2 separate regions of the Homo sapiens genome follow, and region 1 is linked to region 2. The links are chromatin contacts, found by Hi-C or POLR2A ChIA-PET in ENCODE. All regions are on one chromosome and are shown on one strand. Each heading gives the region's core, a stretch centred on a gene start or an enhancer-like site at or near the end of the contact. The rest is flanking DNA. Distances are from core to core; before and after follow the strand shown.

Region 1 (4,050 bases), core at 1,235-3,734, 44 kb before region 2:
ATCAAAATAAACAATTTAGAATTCTGTCAAACATTTTGCTATGGTTAGATTTCAGTAGTTTCATTTTCCTTGCCTTCTTAAAAGAGGGCTTTCAATATAAGATATTGTGAGATCTTATAAACAGTATTGTAGCTCATTTTATTTTTAATGTTAAAATCTATATCAGGATTTAAAAGTATACCCATGAAAAGGTTTTTTTTAAAATTAAAAACAGATTATTAAGATTTTAGCTAAGTTATTCTTAAAAATTATTTTAAAATCTTTTTAGGGGATATATTCTTTAGTTTACGTACTCTCAACAATCTATTGATGTTTGCTTCAGCAATTGATAGTTTAATTGATAAGAACACAGGAAAATAAACGAAGAAACTTGGGAATTGCTTTAGTTTTTTTTTTTTTTTTTTTTTACATCATTGGGAAACCAAATTACTTTTGGAACCACATGTGTTATATAATAGTCGGGAAATTCAAAAATTGGTTATTTTATGTTATAGCACCGTATAATTTAGCCCTTTTTAATAAAAAAGTTCCCCCTTATTAAGCAAGTTAGGCACTGATGGATTAAAAGATGTTAAATTATATGTAATTGGTTCATTCTATGCAATGTTTAAATTCTTAAACAGTGTATCATTTGCAGTATTAAAAATACTGAGATGAATTTGATTTTATATTTGCTTGATGATTAAATTATACCTTTTAGCATTTAGGGTTTCTTTTGTTTTTTGATTTTTTTAAAATTCTTTTCTAGCCTGACAAAGGATCCCATGAAAAAGATGGTGTTGGGATTGCTCTAAAATGGGAATCAGGCAGTTTTCTCAGGATTTAGGAGATAAAGTTATTAGGCTTTATTTTACTTTCTGCCACTGAGATTTTGATAGTTGAGTTAGATAAATGACATTAGAAATCACCAAGGAATAAGGTAGAGAAATAAGAAAATGGATCTGGTGTTGAAACTGAAGTAAAAAGAAAGGATGAGGAAAGGTTTTCTCTCTAAAAAGCTTTTGCATTGTACCTAAAGGCACTATTTTAATCACAATGAAAGCCATTTTTCTTTTGCGATTTGGATAATATTTCAAAACTAGTCTGTATGCTGTACATTCCTTTCATCAAAATGTGTGTGATTTTATACCCTTGAACTCTGAGCTAGCCCATAAAGATGAAGAAATGAGTAAGATATGATCCATCCATGCTTTTTCTTGGGAGAGTGAAACAAGCAAGCCTATGATTCCATAATACATTTGTAAGATATTATTTTTCTCAAATGTATTTCTTTTCCATGCACATACAAAAAAGCAGCTCCTTAGAATCATGATTAAGTAGTTGCTTTAGAAAGTGTATGTGTGAGGCGGGTGGATCACGAGGTCGGGAGTTCGAGACCAGCCTGACACGGTGAAACCCTGTCTCTACTAAAAATACAAAAATTAGCTGAGCGTGGCGGTGCGCACCTGTAATCCCAGCTACTCAGGAGTCTGAGGCAGGAGAATCGCTTGAACCTGGGTTGCGGAGGTTGCAGTGAGCCGAGATCATGCCATTGTACTCCAGCCTGGGTGACAGAGCGAGACTCCGACTCAAAGAAAAAAAAAAAAAGATAAGTGTATGTGTGTCTGTCTTCCCGCAGCAACCTATTTTTTCTTTTTTGGCTTCCTTAAAGCTCATGATTTTGTTATTTCTTCCATTTATTTATTGATTAGCTGTTGAACATCTGTGTTCTAGATCTTGGAGATACAAGTTGAGTAAGGCGAGTAAGGCAAGATTTTTGCCTTCTAAAAGCTGACATTCAGGCATGGATGTGTAAACAAATAAGCACAGTATAGTAAAGTATAATTGGTAGTAATTCGGTAGATGCATTTGTGGATCCATGTTGAGGGCATCAAAGAGTAGATGGTTACATCTGCCTGGGGGATTCAGTTAGTCTTCAGAAAAGAGTTGCTGCCTGAGTCTAGTCTTGAACAATTATATATTCTCTCTGAGGATAAAAAAGTGAAATACATCCCAGGCAGAGAGCAGCATGAGGAAAGGCAGGACTATAAAACAGTAAGATATATTTAGAATAATTAGAGTATAATGTAGGAGTGTAGTGAGAAATGAGGGTAGAAGTGAGGAGGTGGGCTAAATCCTGAAGAACCTTGTATATTATGTTTGGACTTTACCCTGACAACAAGGAACCAAGGAAGGGTTTGATTTTGCAGAAGGACATTTCCAGATTCAAAATTTTTATAATGCAATAGTCCCCCTTTCATTCATGGTTTTGCTTTCTGTGGTTTTAGTTACCAGTGGTCAACCATGGCCCAAAAATATTAAATGGAAAATTCCAGAAAAAAAAATTCATAAGTTTTAAATTGCATGTGATTCTGAGTAGCATGATGAAATCTTGTGCCATCCTGCCTGGAATGTGATTCATCCTTTTGTCTAGCATATCCACACTGTATATGCTTCCTTCTCATTGGTCATTGACATCCTCAGCTCCTGACTTTCAACCGTTGACATTGTCATGGCTCCTTCTGACATAGCTTAACACTATGTCACAGTAGCTATGTCATTCACCTCATTTCATCTGATCCTGTAGGCATTTTATCATTTCACACCATCACAAGAAGGGGGAGTTCAGTACTGTGAGTTGAAGAAACACACTCAATGTGTTTTTCCTCTGCTCTCACACCACAGCAACAATCAACACGGAATACTTGTGTGATCAGTTGTGTGGGGTTTTTCCCCGCACACCAAGCAAGCAATTAATTCTTCAGCAGACACTGGCTGGGTGTTCTTCAATTCAATTCTGACACTATCTACCTGGAGATAGTGTCAGATCCCATAGATTGAGGGTTCAGTCCCACAAGACTGCCACCTCTTGAGATACCAGTTGCAAGTTCAGGCCTCTGGAACTTCTGTTCCTACCCACTTCAAGTTGGGTTCCTATGACTCCCCCTTTGGGTTTGATTAATTTGCTGGAGTGGCTCACAGAACTCAGGGAAGCACTTATACTTACCAATTTATTATTAAAGGGTATTACAAGGAACATAGATAAGAATGCATGGGGCAAGTTATAGGGGAAGGGGCATAGAGCATCCATGCCTTTCCAGGACATACCACTTTCCAGGAACCTCCATGTGTTTACCTCTCTGGAAGCTCTCCAGACCCATCCTTATGAGTGTTTAGGGAGGCTTCATTACATAGACATGATTGAATAAACCTTTGGCTATTGGTGTCAACTTAACATTCAGCCTGTCTCAGCTCCCTGGATGTTAGGGGGATGGGGCTGAAAGTTCCAACCCTCTAATCATGCATTTGTCTTTCAGGTGACCAGCCCCAATCCTACAAAAAAGCAATGCTTTAGATATTCTAAGGAATTTAGAAGTTGTATCCCAGAAAATTGGGTGGAAAGCCAACCAAATAAATATTTCATAATATTACAAGTACAATTAGATGTTTTGAGAGAGCGAGAGGTCATATTCATGCAACTTTTGTTATAGTATATTATTATAATTTTCTATTATTAGTTATTGGGTTATCCTCTTACTGTGTCTAATTTATAAGTTAAATGTTACAGGTATGAATAGGAAAAAACATAGTATATATAGGCTCAGTACTATTTGTGGTTTCAGGCATCCACTGGAGGTCTTGGAATGTATCCTCCATGGATTGGAGGGGATCTGCTCTATTCTTAAAGCAGTGGTGTGGGATGGATTGAATTGGTGGGAGTGGTGGTGTAGATGGAATGACAAGGAGAAAATATAAGACTGGAGGAAGAAAGTCTAGTCTGTCAACCTAAGATAATTGAAAGAATCAGAATCCAGTTTAAAGAGTTTATTCAAGCAAAAAGCTGGGAATAGCCATTCAGGAGATGCAGACTTCAGAGAAATGGGGTCAGTGCTCTGAAGTTAAAAGTTAAGGTTTTGCTTATGATGGCGGCAGCAGCCCGTATGTAGCAGCTGCTGCAAAGATGCTGGCTGCAACGGGGGAGGAGCGGTCAGGGCTGGGAACAGGTGGGAGCCCTGCGCTCTACCAAGTTGGTGGGGTGGGAGCCCTGTGCTACTGGGCACAACTGCAGCC
Region 2 (3,839 bases), core at 931-3,430:
AGCTGAGATCATGCCACTGCATTCCAGCCTGGGCAGAGTGAGACCCTGTCTGGAAAAAAAAAAAAAAAGAAAAAGAAAAATTCTATTTTGCAATGATAAAATGAGTTAATGTTTGCACAGCTTAGATTTAGGGGTGGAGGGGAAGCACCATTAATAGCAGATTACTTCATCTGAAGAAACGACTCCATGAAGTTTGGGTAAGTTGATTGTAAAAGTGACTGTGGTCTTCAGCCTTGCCTATATCTACTCCTTTTGCAGTACAATTTCCAGTTCTTCCATCGAGAGGTGAGTTCTGTTCCATGTCCTTGAATCTGGGTGTCCCTGAAACTTGCTTTGGCTAATAATAGCATGTAGCAAAAGTGACATTGTGCCAGTTCTAAGCCTGGGTCTCAAGAAACCTTGCAAGCTTTAGCTTTCTCTCCCTCCATCTCCCTACCTCCCTCTCTCAAACCTGTCTCTGCCATGAGAATAATCCCAAGCTAGCCTGGCTGAAGATCAGAAACCTCATGGGGGAGAGGTATCTCACGTGAGACCGTCATAGACCAGCCAAGCCCAAACTCGCTTGCTGATGGTAGACAGATAAGCAAGCCTGGACAAGGTTCGCCTAGACTAGTCCAGCCCAGCCCAGTCCACTGATTCAAAATTCGTGAGCAAAAATAAATGCTTATTGTCTTACACCTAAGTTTTGAGCTGCCAGCATTATTGTGGCAATAGATAGTTGATATGTGAGGTCACTTAGTAACTTGATAATTTGGAGGAGGCTATTTAGGCAGATAACTAATGACCTGTAATCTTTATAGAATAGGAATAATGAACCAAGTTCTATTGTGGCAATTCAGTTTGGACATAAAAAAATTTTTCTGATAGCTTTAATAAAAGATTTGATTTGCTCTTTTGGGTAGCTTAGAAAGAACAAGAGATTAGAGAGCCATTTGAGGTTCCTTTCCAACCTCATGATAATGTATATTGTCAAATGTAACTCAAGAAAATATGTCACAGTTTAAAGTCTAAGTGTTCTTATGGTCAAAAGGAGGCAACTAGTATATATATTTTATAAAACTCAAATATATATATATATATTTGGGGCCAGATAACCAAAACATAATAGTACTGGTTTTGAAGCAGCTAAGGATGTTACAAAAGGAAATTGGTGAAGATTTCTTAATAATAGAAGTAGACATGTTAATCAGTAAAGCCCTGCAGTGTATATGCTCAGTAGCCTATGATAGACTTTTTTTGTTTTTCAGAATATTTTTGGAAGATGAAAAAGTGCCTGCAGACTAAATAAGCCAGATATGTAGTGTCCATTTTAAAATCAAAATAAATCTTTTAATCCAGATATTTAGCTTAACTTGCTTAGGGAATTTTGGAACAGAACATTCAGTGGCCAATTTTCATACCCTAAGAAGAATGAAAGTTACTGGGTAACAATTCAACCTTCTTGTTGAATTGATTTACTACTCATCAGGGTCATGCACAAGCATAGAATCAGAAAAAAAAAAATGCATTGTATACCACGGGGGAAACAATTGGCTTCACTTGTTTTGGTCGACATCACCCATTTACCTCTATATTATCAAATCCAGTGAATGCTTTTTAATCCTTAATTCACATATTCTGTGTTTATTCTACCTCCTCGAAGCTTTCAGTCTGTTGCCTTTGTTATGCTGATCCTTCTCCTTCTCCTCCTTCTCCTTCCCAGGAGAATGAGACAGGAGGAGAGGGAAATAACCTAGCAGCAGTGGTGTTTGGGATAAAATGCAATCATTATGGAGGAAAGGGAGTTTTTCTGTATCATTTCCTAATGAAGGATAGTCATAAGCTTCAGATTTATAAGACATTTTAAACCATCACCACTGCTTTTCATGACTTATAATCAATCTGGGCAGATGAGATGACTTCCAAATCATTTTCATGTTGTAAATATTTACTGAAAGATAATAATAATGTTCATTTAGGTTGTGTTCTATAAATCATGAAACGTCTTCCTCTATTTCCACTTTTAGAAAGCTCTGCCCCTTAACAACCATCTCACATCTGTATTTTCATGAAGTCTTCTCTAATTACAACTGGAGCTCATATTCCTTTTGAATTTCTTCTTTGTTTTTTTTAGATAGAGTCTCACTCTGAGCTGGAGTGACAGTAGGTCAGAGTCTCGCTCAGGCTGGAGTGCAGTGGCATGATCTTGGCTCACTGCAGGCTCCGCCTCCTGGGTTCAAGTTCCTTTTGAATTCCTGTAATTCTTTTATTATAAGCTTTTTTCAAGTGATACTCATACCATTTTGCATCACAGTTATTTCCTATTTGAGCTTGCCAAATAGATTTCTTGCCCAATAGCAAGGGTGTTGTCTTAAATACGCAGCTCACAATATCTCTTCACATAAACAGGTTCAGAAATACATTCTTTTTTGTTTGGTCCACTAGGCCTCTTAAAATTATTTCTTCCTAGGCACTGCTCCTGTTTAAAATTTCTTTCTCCACTAATCTCAGTAACATAGTTGATTTAAAACTAATCCTGATTTCATCAAAACTTTGTATGTGTGATTTTAATAAATGAAAAGTATGGGAATGATTCTTCTAACCAAAATGTGAAACTTATTAGTGTTTCTGAAGTCATTTCTTAAGACAGCAAAATTGATCATGTGTTTTAATTTCATGGGAATTCTCATGAATTACTTTCAAAACACAGCTTTAAGTTTGTCCTTAGCAAACATAACACTGCTGTTTATTTTTTCATTTTCACTCCACTATATATATCTTGACCCCAGCTTTTTTTTAAAACCACTTTTCCAAACTGAAGCAAATCTAAAATAAATTTAAAGCTCCTAAATAGTTCAAAAATTCCTTTTAGAATTCATTATTTCTGTAATATCTACTTAGGAAAAAAGTACAAATAAACCAATGCAAGATACTAATCATACAGTATCAGGATTTAAAGGATGGCTTTGCTATGTTGAACTAATGAAATGGAATATCAAATTATGGTATTTCCAAGTTGTGCCATATAGCTTATAATTAATTAAAATAATCTTACTGAAGCCAAACAGAATGCATAGGACCCTTGGAATACAAATAAGTTTTTTCCTCCCTTTATTCACTGCTGTACTAAGAGCAAATTTATGTCCTCCATGATTTGGCCCTAGAATGCATCAGTAATCTCTGTTGCTTTTCAAGCCTGACAACCAGGCTCTGAATAAAGAATGAATACCAGCCTTGAATGAACATTTCAGGCACTTTTTTTTAGAAGGCTAGTCATCAATACCTTTTTCTCATTATTGTAAGGCCAGCTGCTGTGTTTTTCCTTTAGAAAAAAAAAACATAACTGAGCATGTATTGAAGTCATCTTTCGCAAGATATTTATAGTTTCTTTTTGTATATTTGTTTAGTGGTAATGATTTTGAATATTTTATAGTATCTGTATAAATGTAATCCTTGTGTATATGTATGTGTTATACTCAAAGACTTTTTGATAGATTTCTTATTTATCCTGCCTTTAAGCTAGCTTTTTCAATACTACTCTTCTGACACCAGTGTCTCCAGGAGTATTAAAATTCCATATCTTCCTTTCTGGCCTGGAAACAATATAAAAGACACAAAAGCCATTAAGTCACAGTATGTTTTCCATTGTAACAGCTTCCAATATTACTTAAAGCGTCCATTTCATTCTTACCTATGCAAACCATGAAATGTTATACTTCTAATTTTAATGAAAATCTATAGGAACTGTTTATACCATTCCAGATAAAGGAGCACATCTCCTATTATTGATGGTTTATTTAATCTTTTTATTATATATTTATTATATTTCTTTTCATTTATTCAGCAGCATTTGTTGATGC

The links. A loop is a pair of places that touch in the nucleus more often than their neighbours do. ChIA-PET counts read pairs that join two places held with the same protein, here RNA polymerase II (POLR2A). Pooled maps may share reads with other maps.
Region 1: a loop to region 2 is called in a map of mammary epithelial cell, with 4 times the contacts of the local background. The contact joins two enhancer-like sites. A Hi-C loop is called at or near these places in 2 of 168 maps with a recorded cell type or tissue (mammary epithelial cell and posterior vena cava) and 2 of 50 pooled maps. POLR2A ChIA-PET finds 5 or more read pairs at or near these places in 3 of 52 experiments (OCI-LY7, Panc1 and endothelial cell of umbilical vein).

Annotation. Positions count from the first base shown.
Region 1 is chr6:110,139,310-110,143,359 of GRCh38, reverse strand. All of the region lies in intron 3 of WASF1 (WASP family member 1), which reads left to right. Among named protein-coding and RNA genes, the nearest start is that of WASF1, 38 kb to the left of the region's middle. Within about 2 kb of position 2,484, at least 2 of the 41 ENCODE cell types and tissues checked have a DNase peak (open chromatin) inside an H3K27ac peak, as active enhancers do; they include mammary epithelial cell, where a contact is called at or near this core.
Region 2 is chr6:110,095,457-110,099,295 of GRCh38, reverse strand. No RefSeq gene overlaps it. Among named protein-coding and RNA genes, the nearest start is that of WASF1, 82 kb to the left of the region's middle. Within about 2 kb of position 2,180, at least 14 of the 41 ENCODE cell types and tissues checked have a DNase peak (open chromatin) inside an H3K27ac peak, as active enhancers do; they include mammary epithelial cell, where a contact is called at or near this core.